Regions from separate parts of the Homo sapiens genome. Here region 1 is linked to region 2. A link is an interaction called in ENCODE POLR2A ChIA-PET data of the cell type or tissue named here. Cell type or tissue: PC-3. All regions are shown on one strand. Links, peaks and the distances in the headings refer to the core of each region. The heading gives the core; the rest is flanking DNA. Region 1 has its middle 150 kb from the start of CDH9. Region 2 holds the start of LOC124901177 (a long non-coding RNA gene).

Region 1 (5,394 bases), core at 117-5,116, 430 kb after region 2:
CTTCTAGAATTGAGATCTTAGGGTACTTTTAGGTCTCTCCCGGACACGCATACAGTCTTGGGCACACACACAGCCTTATGCTTATGTGTGCTGCTCAAGAATTTATCAAAGCTTCGCAAATTCAAATAATATATGAGATATTTTCAGAGTCCTTATGAACAGAACATTCCCAAGATTTTTCTTTAACTTGTATTTTAAAATCGGGGATACAGCCGGGGGCAGTGACTCATGCCTGTAATTCCAGCAGTTTGGGAGGCTGAGGTGGGTGGATCACGAGGTCAGGAGATCGAGACCATCCTGGCTAACACGGTGAAACCCCGTCTCTACTAAAAATACAAAAAATTAGCCGGGCGTGGTGGCGGGCACCTGTAGCCCCAGCTACTTGGGAGGTTGAGGCAGGAGAATGGCGTGAACCCGGGAGGCGGAGCTTGCAGTGAGCCGATATCGAGCCACTGCACTCCAGCCTGGGCCACAGAGCGAGACTCAGTCTCAAAAAAAAAAAAAAAAAAAAAAATCAGGGGTATATGTGCAGGTTTGTTATATAGGTAAATGGTGTGTCACAGGGGTTTGGTGTACAGATTATTTCATCACCCAGATGATAAACACTGTACCCAACAGGCTATTTTTCTATCCTCTTCCTCTTCCCACCCTTCACCCTAAAGTAGGCCCCAGTATCTATTGTTTCCTTCTTTGTATCTATTTGTATTCAGTGTTTAGCTCCCACTAATAAGTGAGAACATGTGGTATCTGGTTTTCTATTCCTGTGTTAGTTCACTTAGTATAATGACCTCTAGCTGCATCCATGTTTCTGCAAAGGACATAATTTCTTTCTTTTTTAAGGCTGTATAATATTCCACAGTATGTAAGTCCCACATTTTCCCATTAATGGGCATTTAGGTTGATTTCATGTCTTTGCTATTGTGAATAGTACTGCCATAAACATACACATGCATGTGTCTTTATGGTGGGATAATTTAAATTCTTCGGGGTGTATACCTAACAATGGGGTTGCTGTTTCAAATGGTAGTTCTGTTTTAAGTTTGTTGAGAAATCACCAAACTGCTTTCCACAGTGGCTGAACTAATTTACATTCCTTCCCAGTATATAAGTGTTCCATTTTCTCTGCAACCTAGCTAGCATCTGTTATTTTTTTTTCTTTTTTAATAATAGCCATTCTGACTAGTGTGAATGGTATCTCACTGTGGTTTTTATTTGCATTTCTATAATGATTACTGATGTTGAGGATTTTTTCATATGCTTGTTCAATGCTTGTATGTACTCTTTAGAAACGTGTCTGTTCATCTCCTTTGTCCCCTTTTTTAATGGGGTTGTTTGGTTTTTGCTTGTTAACTTAAGTTCCTTAAAGATTCTGGATATTAGACCTTTGTCAGATGCATATTTTCTTTAAGACTTTCATTTAAACTTTTCGATAAGCTTGTTGTTTCAGACAACTGTTACTGCCGCCTCAGTAGCTGTGATGTTCAACAATTGCTGTCGACTGTTTTTGATAAATACCCCCAGGGAAAAGATATTTAGATTGCGCAAGCTCTGACTCAGTTCAAGTGAAGAGCAGCCGTGCAAATTTCATTTTCCAAAGAAGTTTTATTTTCTATATATATTTTTTGAGACGGAGTCTTGGTCTGTCACCCAGGCTGGAGGGCAGTGGGGGTTCTTAGCTTGCTGCCACCTCCACCTTCCAGGTTCAAGCAATTCTCCTGCCTCAGCCTCCCAAGTAACTGGGATTACAGGCACATGCCTCCACACCCATCTAATTTTGTATTTTTAGTAGAGATGGTATTTCAACACGTTGGCCAGGCTGGTCTTGAACTCCTGATCTCAAGTGATCTGCCCGCCCCCCAAAGTCCTGGGATTACAAGCGTGAGCCACCATGCCTGGCACCAAAGAGGTTTTCGACAGGTCAAATTATGCCAACTATTTCAGAAAGGGAATTTGGAATCTCTCCTGTCACTGTAATTATTGTGCTTTTGGTTTTCAGCATAGAGCTGAGGGGAGAAGATGCAAATAAGGCATGTTAAAAAACAAGGCTCACTGTTTCTATCCGAGGTTCCATTTTTCTAGAATAAACATTACTTGAATTGTTGCAAGCCTTTCGTTAATTCCCACAGTTCAATGTAAGTTAGATAAACCGTTTTGAGGATTTATTTATTTATTTATTTATTTTTTTGAGACAGAGTCTTGCCTTGTCGCCCAAGCTGGAGTGTAGTGGCGTTGATACCGGCTCACTGCAACCTACGCCTCCTGGGTTCAAACAATTCTTGTGCCTCAGCTGCCAGAGTAGCTGGGATTATAGGCGTGTGCCACCATGCCCAGCTATTTTGAGGACTTTTAAATTTCGTTTTACAGAGGGAAGATTTTCAGAGATACTCTCCTATTCCCATTTTTAGAGTGTATTTTAGAAATAGCTCTTAGAGAAAATTTATGGTCTAAAATGCAAAGCATTTAGCAAAGAGAATATAAATTAAGTTTCCTCCAAAATATTAAAGCAAGTATAGCAAATCAAATTTAAATTTTAAAAAGGAAAACAGAGAGAAAAATCTAATTTAGTAAGCAAAAAGAATGACAATTCACTCTCATTTGAATTATATAGTAATAGAAAAAATAAAAATAAATAAATTCATGCTGTGAAAGCTTCATTATTTGTTAGTATATTAGGCCGAGTACTTGCTCTCGCCTGATAAAAATATTCTATAATATACCTTCTTTGCCAACAACACGCACACACACACACACACACACAGACACAGACACACACACACACACACAGGCATTCATGTATACACATATAACACTCACCTTATATTATTTGCTGGTAGAAAGTAAAAAATTCTTTTAAACTGAAGTTAGAGAAATGCTAATCTCAGTCTATGACTATTGCATAATGGTTTGCTTGTCTGTGTGTGTGAGTATGTGTGTGTTTGTGTTATTTTGTCATTAGCCAAAAATTTATAAGATATTTGATAATGGCCAAATTGATTAAAGCCTAAGTTCAATTGTCTGTCAGCATAATTTCCAATTGCATTCAATTTTGATATTAAATCCTTAATATATTTAATGCCAAGAATATTTAGAACACAATTAATAATTTACATTAAGTTATGGCCCCAATAGGGCTTTTCTGTGAGTCTCTTATTCAGAAAAAACAAAACAAAATCTCCAAATATCAGACAAGTTATGATTTAATAATTTTATAGTTTGGTACCATTATTTTAATTAGAATTTTTCCTGGACTTGACAAAACTATAAAATTATGTTTAACAATTTGCTTTCATGATAGCTAAAATAAAGGGAGGAGTATTTAAGTATCTTCAATACATTTGGTTTCATATCTCCTTACTTCTGTACCCTCTATGTCTGAACACCAACCAAAGAACTTATTTATGATCCACATTATTTCAACATCAACAAAGTGTAGGTTGGAAAACTGCTCTGTATGTTAAGTCAGTTTCATTTGATGAAGCGTTATTTGAAATAAAGTGAAACTCTTCTGCATTAGAGAAGGCAAACAAGGGTTTTACGTCTAAGAAATGTGGATTCATGTGACTATCATTTCCCTTCTCTAATACACTAGCTCATTATCTACATAGTAATGATTGTGTTGCTTACCTTCTTGTTATTAAAAGACTAGAAAAAGCTACCTCTTTTTAAATGAATCTAAGTCTATGTCTGGCATATGGTAGGTGTTAAAAGGAATTCGTTTGACATTGGCTGTTTTGTAGGTTGGCTTTTCCCTATTGATGAGCTGTTGAGTATGAACTGTAGAAAGGAATTCATGTTCTAATTCTCACTTCAATCCTAATGTTTGACCGAAACATTTAGTCTGCACTTTTCACTTCTCTCTCCTTCTTGTGAATATATAATTAGAGTTAGTTTTTTTCTAAATATTGGAACTAGTTTTTTTCTTTGAATTTTAACATTTTATTTTATGTTCTTTATATGCCATCATTGCTAGTTAAGTTTGGCATAAATCAACATTCGAGTAAGTCTAATAACCCCATCACTATTAGGTATTACCAACCTGATTTTACAGGTGTGAAATCTGAAGTAGAGAGGTTTAGTAATTTGTCCAAGAGTAAGTAGTGGAGGTTGGATTCAACCCCAGGTAATTTTAATTGACATGCTCTACAATCCTACAAAAACATGAACAATTAAAAAAAAAAACTATGTTTTGTCAGAGATAAATGCTAGAGGATAAAATAATAAATATGAAATGGAGATGATAAATTTAGTTGCTGAGGATTGTGTTTAATTATAAGCCATGAAGCCAGGCAAGGTCTCATGGTGTGGTGCAAGTGATGCTTGGTAAAAGCCTAACACAGAGGCAGCAGGTATGTGAAGAAAGTTTTCCAGCAGATGCAAAGACCCTCTGCAGACCTAGAGATTCTAGAAAAGAAAGCAGGGCAGATCCAGTGAAGCAGGGGTAGTTCTGGGGTGACAGAATATGTTCAAGCTTAATATAGTCAAAATAGAAATCCTGGTCATGGCATTAAAACATCCTCCACTGATGGGCTTCATGCTCCCTCCATTCGCCCTGGGCTGCAGTCAATACACTTGGATTTATTCTTGACTCCCTTCCCTTCACAAACTACAAAAAGTGCCTAGGGAAATCATGTTACCTTCAAATTATACCCAGGAACTACCCACATCTCTCTTGCCCCACTGCTACTCCGCCTACCTCTGAGCAGTTCAGTGCTCGTGAACAGGTGACTCAAAACACAGTGGTCCTGTGAGGGAGATTTGTGACTTCACTTCTCAGAACAGCAATGGCTCTTCATTGCTTTCATAGATAGATTCCTGCATTTGTTCTTATTGTTACTGTTGTGTTCTAGTCATTGATCATTTGCTTACTCTTTAGCCTGTGGCACCAAGTGAATATATTCAATTTGACAAAAAATTATATATGTGACAGTGCTGTAAAATTTTCAGCCATTTACTTTAAATTCACTAATTAGCTCTTCAATTGAGTGCAACCTGGCTATGTAATAGAGCATGTGTGATGATTACAGATTTACAAGTCAATGTGGCCAGGCTGTAGTATCCACTTATTTAATCAAACTCTAATCTAGGTGTTGCACTGAAGGTATTTTATAGACATGGTTTACTTCTACAATCAGTTAATTACCCTGATAATTAGGGCTGGCCTTATCCAATCAGTTGAAGGCTTGAATAGCAAAACAGATTTCTGGAAGGATAAGAAATTCTGCCTCAAGACTTCTGAATCAAGGAATTCTGCATCAAGTCCTGCCTGATTTCCAGCCTGTCAACCTGCCCCACAAATTTCAGACTTGCCACCCCAACAACAACATGAGTCGATTCCTTTTAAAACGCCTCTTATTTCACTAGTTCTTGTTCTCTAGACCACCTGAGTGACATGCT
Region 2 (5,394 bases), core at 278-5,277:
AGGAGACTAGAGAAATCATCAGCTGCAGTGATGCTGTTGGCACTTGTAATACCTGACTGAAATATAAGTTCTTCTATTCAGGTGGTTCTTGTTTCACAGGTTAAGTATTATCACATTGGGAAATAGGGCTGCCCTGTTCTAAAGATGATAATTTAAGAATATTTGCTAAAATTATGAGTTTAAAATTAGAAGTTGTTTGTTTGAAATTAATAATAATAATTGCAACAGTTAAATGTAACGAAATATTCTAACTTTAAAAAACTAATTTATAATATTGGAAGTCGCTAAAAACACTTGGAACTGTATATTTTTAGAGCCATGTCTTTTGTTCTTCGAATATGGACGTACCCTTGCTGGAAAGTGTCACACTTACTTTTGCTTCTGTCGGTCAAATTAAATCTGTAACATTTCAGGGTTTTAAGAATTATACACTAAATCTGGAATAGAAAAAGGTGATACTTATTAATGGGTATTCATAAGATTTTCAATATGATAATTTTCTCATCCACATTAACTAATATGAAGCCATGGTCTAACAGAAATATATATGAACTTTTTGTTTTATTTTTATTTTTAAAACACAGATTCTTTGTTAGTATGAAACATTTCAATCTTACACGTAGAATCCTTCATTTTTCTTAAGATATTTAAAATCATTTCTGAAAATAAATATGGCTTTCAAAAAGCTTTAAATGTAATTACTTCCCTTTAGTGAGGAAAGGTATTTTTAAGTTTAGTTTATTTTCTGCAGATATATTCAAAATATGAGCTAAATATTAAATCTCTGAATTTATCAGTGAAAACTCATATGCTTCAACTAAAATCTGTGTAGTTCAGATTTCAGTATAATACAGATTTGTATTTTAAACTATGTAAGATATTTAAAATAAATATCACGTGTAAAGGCAGTTTTAAATTGATAAATAATATGAAAATACCACTTCATACCATTTATTTATTTCGTTATGCCTACATTATTTTGCACTCACCTTTATTCCAAAGAATTCCTATGAGAGTTCTAAGATGTTTTTGTTAAGAAAACAAATAACAACAACAACAAAAAAAAACAAGCCAAAGGAAACAATAGATATATAGGTTATGGAGAATCTCTACGTTCAGATGTAAATTAAAATGTTATTTTAAAAAACAGAAAGAGCTAAAAGTTAGAAGCATTAAGTCCAACCAAGTGCCATTCAATATTTCTGGAACTGTTTAAAGTCTGGGGGTCATTTTCTGAGTTAGGTTGGGTTGGTCTCAGTGATAAATCTTCTGTTGGCTGCAGATTCTGGAGTTGGGTAGGAATCAGCTAAGAGATAGTAGGCAGGGTCAAATTGTAAAATAGCAAGCAAACAAACCAGTAAAAAAAAAAATCAAGCAATGAGATAGAACAAATAGAAATGAAATAGAATGTAGGAAGCTACTTCTGGAAAGATATACTAACGATTCATGTGGATGGTTTTTGTTAGGTCTTCTGACCTCACTTTGGGTAGGAAAAAAAGCTGTAGAGTGGCTGTACTGCTCAGACATACTTCCCTTAGGCTGCTACCTATGGGTGGAAAATATCTAGAGTAGCTCTGTGATTTCTAAAAGGAAACATTAACCCTTTTCGCCAAAGGTCTCCCACTGTTTTTGTTACCAGAGACCCGTTTTGTGGAAGAATATTTTTCCATGGACCAAGGTGTGGGGAGAGGATGGTTTTGGGATGATTCAAGTGTATTACATTGATTGTGCATTTTATTTCTATTATTATTACATTATAATATGTAATCAAATAATTATACAACTCATAATAATGTAGAATCAGTGGGAGCCCTGACCTTGTGTTTTTACAACTAGACGGTCCCATCTAGACAGAGGTAATAGGAGTCAGTGACAGATCATCAGGGATTAGATTCTCATAAGGAAAACACACCCTAGATCCTGCACATGCACAGTTCACGATAGGCTTCATGCTCCTCTGAGAATCTAATGCAGCCTCTGATCTGACAGGAGGTGAAGCTCAGTTGGTAATGCCAGGGATGAGGAGCAGCTGTAAATACAGATGAGGTTTTGCTCACTTGCCTGTCACTCAGCCTTCTGCTGTGCCACCTGGTTCCTGTGGCCTGGGGGTTGGGGACTCCTACTTTAGACCAGACACTGGAGCTGGCTCTTGAATCTCTTTGGCCCAGTTTTATAGTATGTTGATGTTCCCTGATATGGTTTCAAGTAACTAGTCCTTAAGATACCAACATAAGTATGATTTATTTCTTAGAGACTGGTACATCAGGCTTAGAGATTGATAAACTGAAAATATTTCTTCTGTGAAAGATGATATTGAGTAAATAAAAAAGCAAGGTGCAGATGGGAGAAAATATTTGCAAATAACATGTCCCACAGTGTTATGTATCAAGAATAGATAACAGACCCTCACAACTCAACAATAAGAAAACAAACCACTCGATTAAAAAATAAGCAAAACAAATGGACAAATGTTTCACCAGAGGATATAAGTATGGTACATAAGCACATGAAAAGGCGTTCAACATCATTAGTCATTATAAAGATAAAACATTAAACACAAGAAACAAATGAAACAACCCTAATGAGATATTATTACATGCAAAAAAGCCCTAATGAGATATTATTACATGCTTAATTACATGGATGGATAAAAATAATGCTGACAATTCTAAGCACTGAGGAGGGTGTAAAACAGCTCACATTCTCAGACATTGCTGGTTGGGATATAAAATTCCACATCCTGAAAAACACTTTGGCAGTTTTTATAAAGTTAAACAGTTACATATGTTAAATATGACCAAGAAATGCTACTCTTCAGTATTTGCCCAAAAGTAAGTTTATGCCCACAGGAAAACCACATGACATTCTGAAGCATATTCATGCTGCCAAAATGAATCACAACCCAAATATCCCCAGAGAGGATAATGAGTAAGCAAATAGAATACTAAAGACAATGGTTTGGAATGAAATACTATTTAGCAATAAAAATAAATAGACTTTTGGCTGGGCGCGGTGGCTCACGCCTGTAATCCCAGCACTTTGGGAGGCCGGGGCGGGTGGATCACGAGGTCAGGAGATCGAGACCATCCTGGCTAACGCGGTGAAACCCCGTCTCTACTGAAAATACAAAAAAATTAGCCGGGCGCGGTGGCGGGCGCCTGTAGTCCCAGCTACTCGGGAGGCTGAGGCAGGAGAATGGCGTGAACCCGGGAGGCGGAGCTTGCAGTGAGCCGAGATAGTGCCACCGCACTCCAGCCTGGGCGACAGAGCGAGACTCCGTCTCAAAAAAAATAAATAGATAGACTTTTGATAGATACAACAATTTGAATGAATCTCAAATGGGTTATGCTGAGTGAAAGAAGCTGATCTCAGAAGGTTCTATCTGTATGATTCCATTTATATTATCTTTGAAAACAAAATAAAATTTTAGAGCTATAGGAATTGAGACTAGGTCAGTGGTCATCAGGGGTTATGGGTGAGTGAAGGGTATGAATATAAAGATATGGCAAAGTTTGTTTTTCGAGGTGATGGTCCTGTTTCATAGCCTAACTATGGTGGGTGCATGAATCTATACATGTGTTAAAATTCATACAAATATACTAAAAAAATCTATTTCATTACACAGCAATGAAAAGATAGAAATTAATAATTAAAATAAGTGTATCTCAGATCAGGCATTTAAGTTGCCTTGTTAAAATGTTATTTTCAGAGTTAAAGTTATGTAGTAATTCTTCCTCTAGGTTCAAAAGATTTTCTGAAAAAATGTTTTAATTAAACCAACAGCTTGCCATTATCTTTAAGTGAGTTTCCACAACAAATTAGGTAATCTTCAGGCCCTTCTTGATGACTAAAAAATTAGGAGACTTATAACAGCAAAGGACATGATTATGGGGATCTTGGATTTGATTAGAGAAAGCAACTGCTTAAAATTCCTTATTATATTAGCATTATATTCCCTTCCATAGACAAGAAGTAACTACAGTTTTATTTTTCAGATTCTTGGTTATTTTTATAATCAACAGTCACAAATAAAGAATGACCCTTTTTGCCTTGCTTTATCATCCACTTTTCTCATTTTAATTTTTAAATGAAAATGACTTCTTTTTTTAAAATGTATTCTAGTTTCCCTGAGGATTGGGAAAGCATATAGTCTGTATTATTTGATTATACATATATTTTTCTTCTGTTAATCTCTATCTTTAATTTTAAAAATGCTACTTTATTAACACCGAACTTTTTTTTTCTCACCATCTCTGTGTCATAGATAACAATACCAAGTACTTACAGTGTTTATCCACCAGGTTGTTCTCACAACAGTACAGACAGACATGTTATTTTTACATTTTTACCTATGAGAAAACTGAACAAAATACTTAGAACTCATAGACTACTGTAGAAAATATAACAGAAAATATTAATCTAAGAAAACCAGTTTTTAAAAAGAGTATATGAATTTAGGAAGAGGGGCCAAGAAGGCTGAATAGAAATAGCTCCTGTCTGCAGCTCCCAGCAAGACCAATGCAGAAGGTGGGTAATTTCTTCATTTCCAACTGCAGTACCCAGTTCATCGCATTGGGACTGGTTAGGTAGCAGGTGCAACCCACGGAGAGCAAGCAGAAGCAGGGTGAGGCATCACTACACCCAGGAAGCACAAAGAGCTGGGGGATCTCCCTCTCCCAGGCATGGGAAGCATTGAGGGACCGTGCTGTCCACTCTGGGTACTATGCTTTTCCCAAGGATTTTTGCAATTGTGGATCAGGAGATTTCATCATGAGCCTACACCACCAGGGCCCTGGGTTTCAAGCACAAAACTGAGTGACTGTTTTGGCAGGCACTGAGCTAGCTGCAGGAGTTTTTTCATACTCCAGCAGTGCCTGGAGCTTCAGCAATACAGGGGAATCATCCATTGCCCTAGAAAGGGGGCTGAAGCCAGGGAGCCAAGCGGTGTTACTCAGTAGGTCCCATTCCCATGAAGCCCAGCAAGCTGAGAAACACTGGCTTGAAATTCTCACTGTCAGAAGCAGTCTGGAGTCAACCTGAGATGATGGAGCTTGGTGTGGGAAGAGGCATGCACCATTACTGAGGCTTTAGTAGGTGGTTTTCCCCTGACAGTGCTAAGGAGATTGGGAGGTTTGGATTGGGCGGAATTCACCACAGTGTGGCAAAGCAACTGTGGCCAGACTGCTTCTCTAGATTCCTCCTCACTGAACAGGGCATCTCTGCAGGAAATACACTGTATTTCCTAAGCCCAATCAGGGGCTTACAGAAACTCTCATCTCCCTGGGACAGAGCACCTCGGGGGAAGGACAGCTGCAGTTGCAGCTTCAGCTGACTTAATCTTTCCTGCCTACCAGCTCTGAAGAGAGTGGCTGATGTAGACAAGGGAGATGCTCC

The links. Peaks named below come from ENCODE experiments on the same cell type or tissue, not always from the same donor. Only the 100,000 strongest peaks of a DNase experiment are listed, where the experiment ranks them.
Region 1: POLR2A ChIA-PET joins it to region 2 with 5 read pairs; 2 of 35 experiments call an interaction of 5 or more read pairs at or near these places.

What each region holds. Positions count from the first base shown.
Region 1 is chr5:27,188,113-27,193,506 of GRCh38, reverse strand. No RefSeq gene overlaps it. Among named protein-coding and RNA genes, the nearest start is that of CDH9, 150 kb to the right of the region's middle. In PC-3, for the core only: no CTCF peak of the experiment used is centred there; no DNase peak of the experiment used is centred there.
Region 2 is chr5:27,616,825-27,622,218 of GRCh38, reverse strand. LOC124901177 (a long non-coding RNA gene) reads right to left here and starts at 437. Exons shown (of 2, transcript XR_007059128.1): 1 at 374-437. In PC-3, for the core only: no CTCF peak of the experiment used is centred there; a DNase peak (open chromatin) is centred at 2,898; H3K27ac peaks cover 910 bases.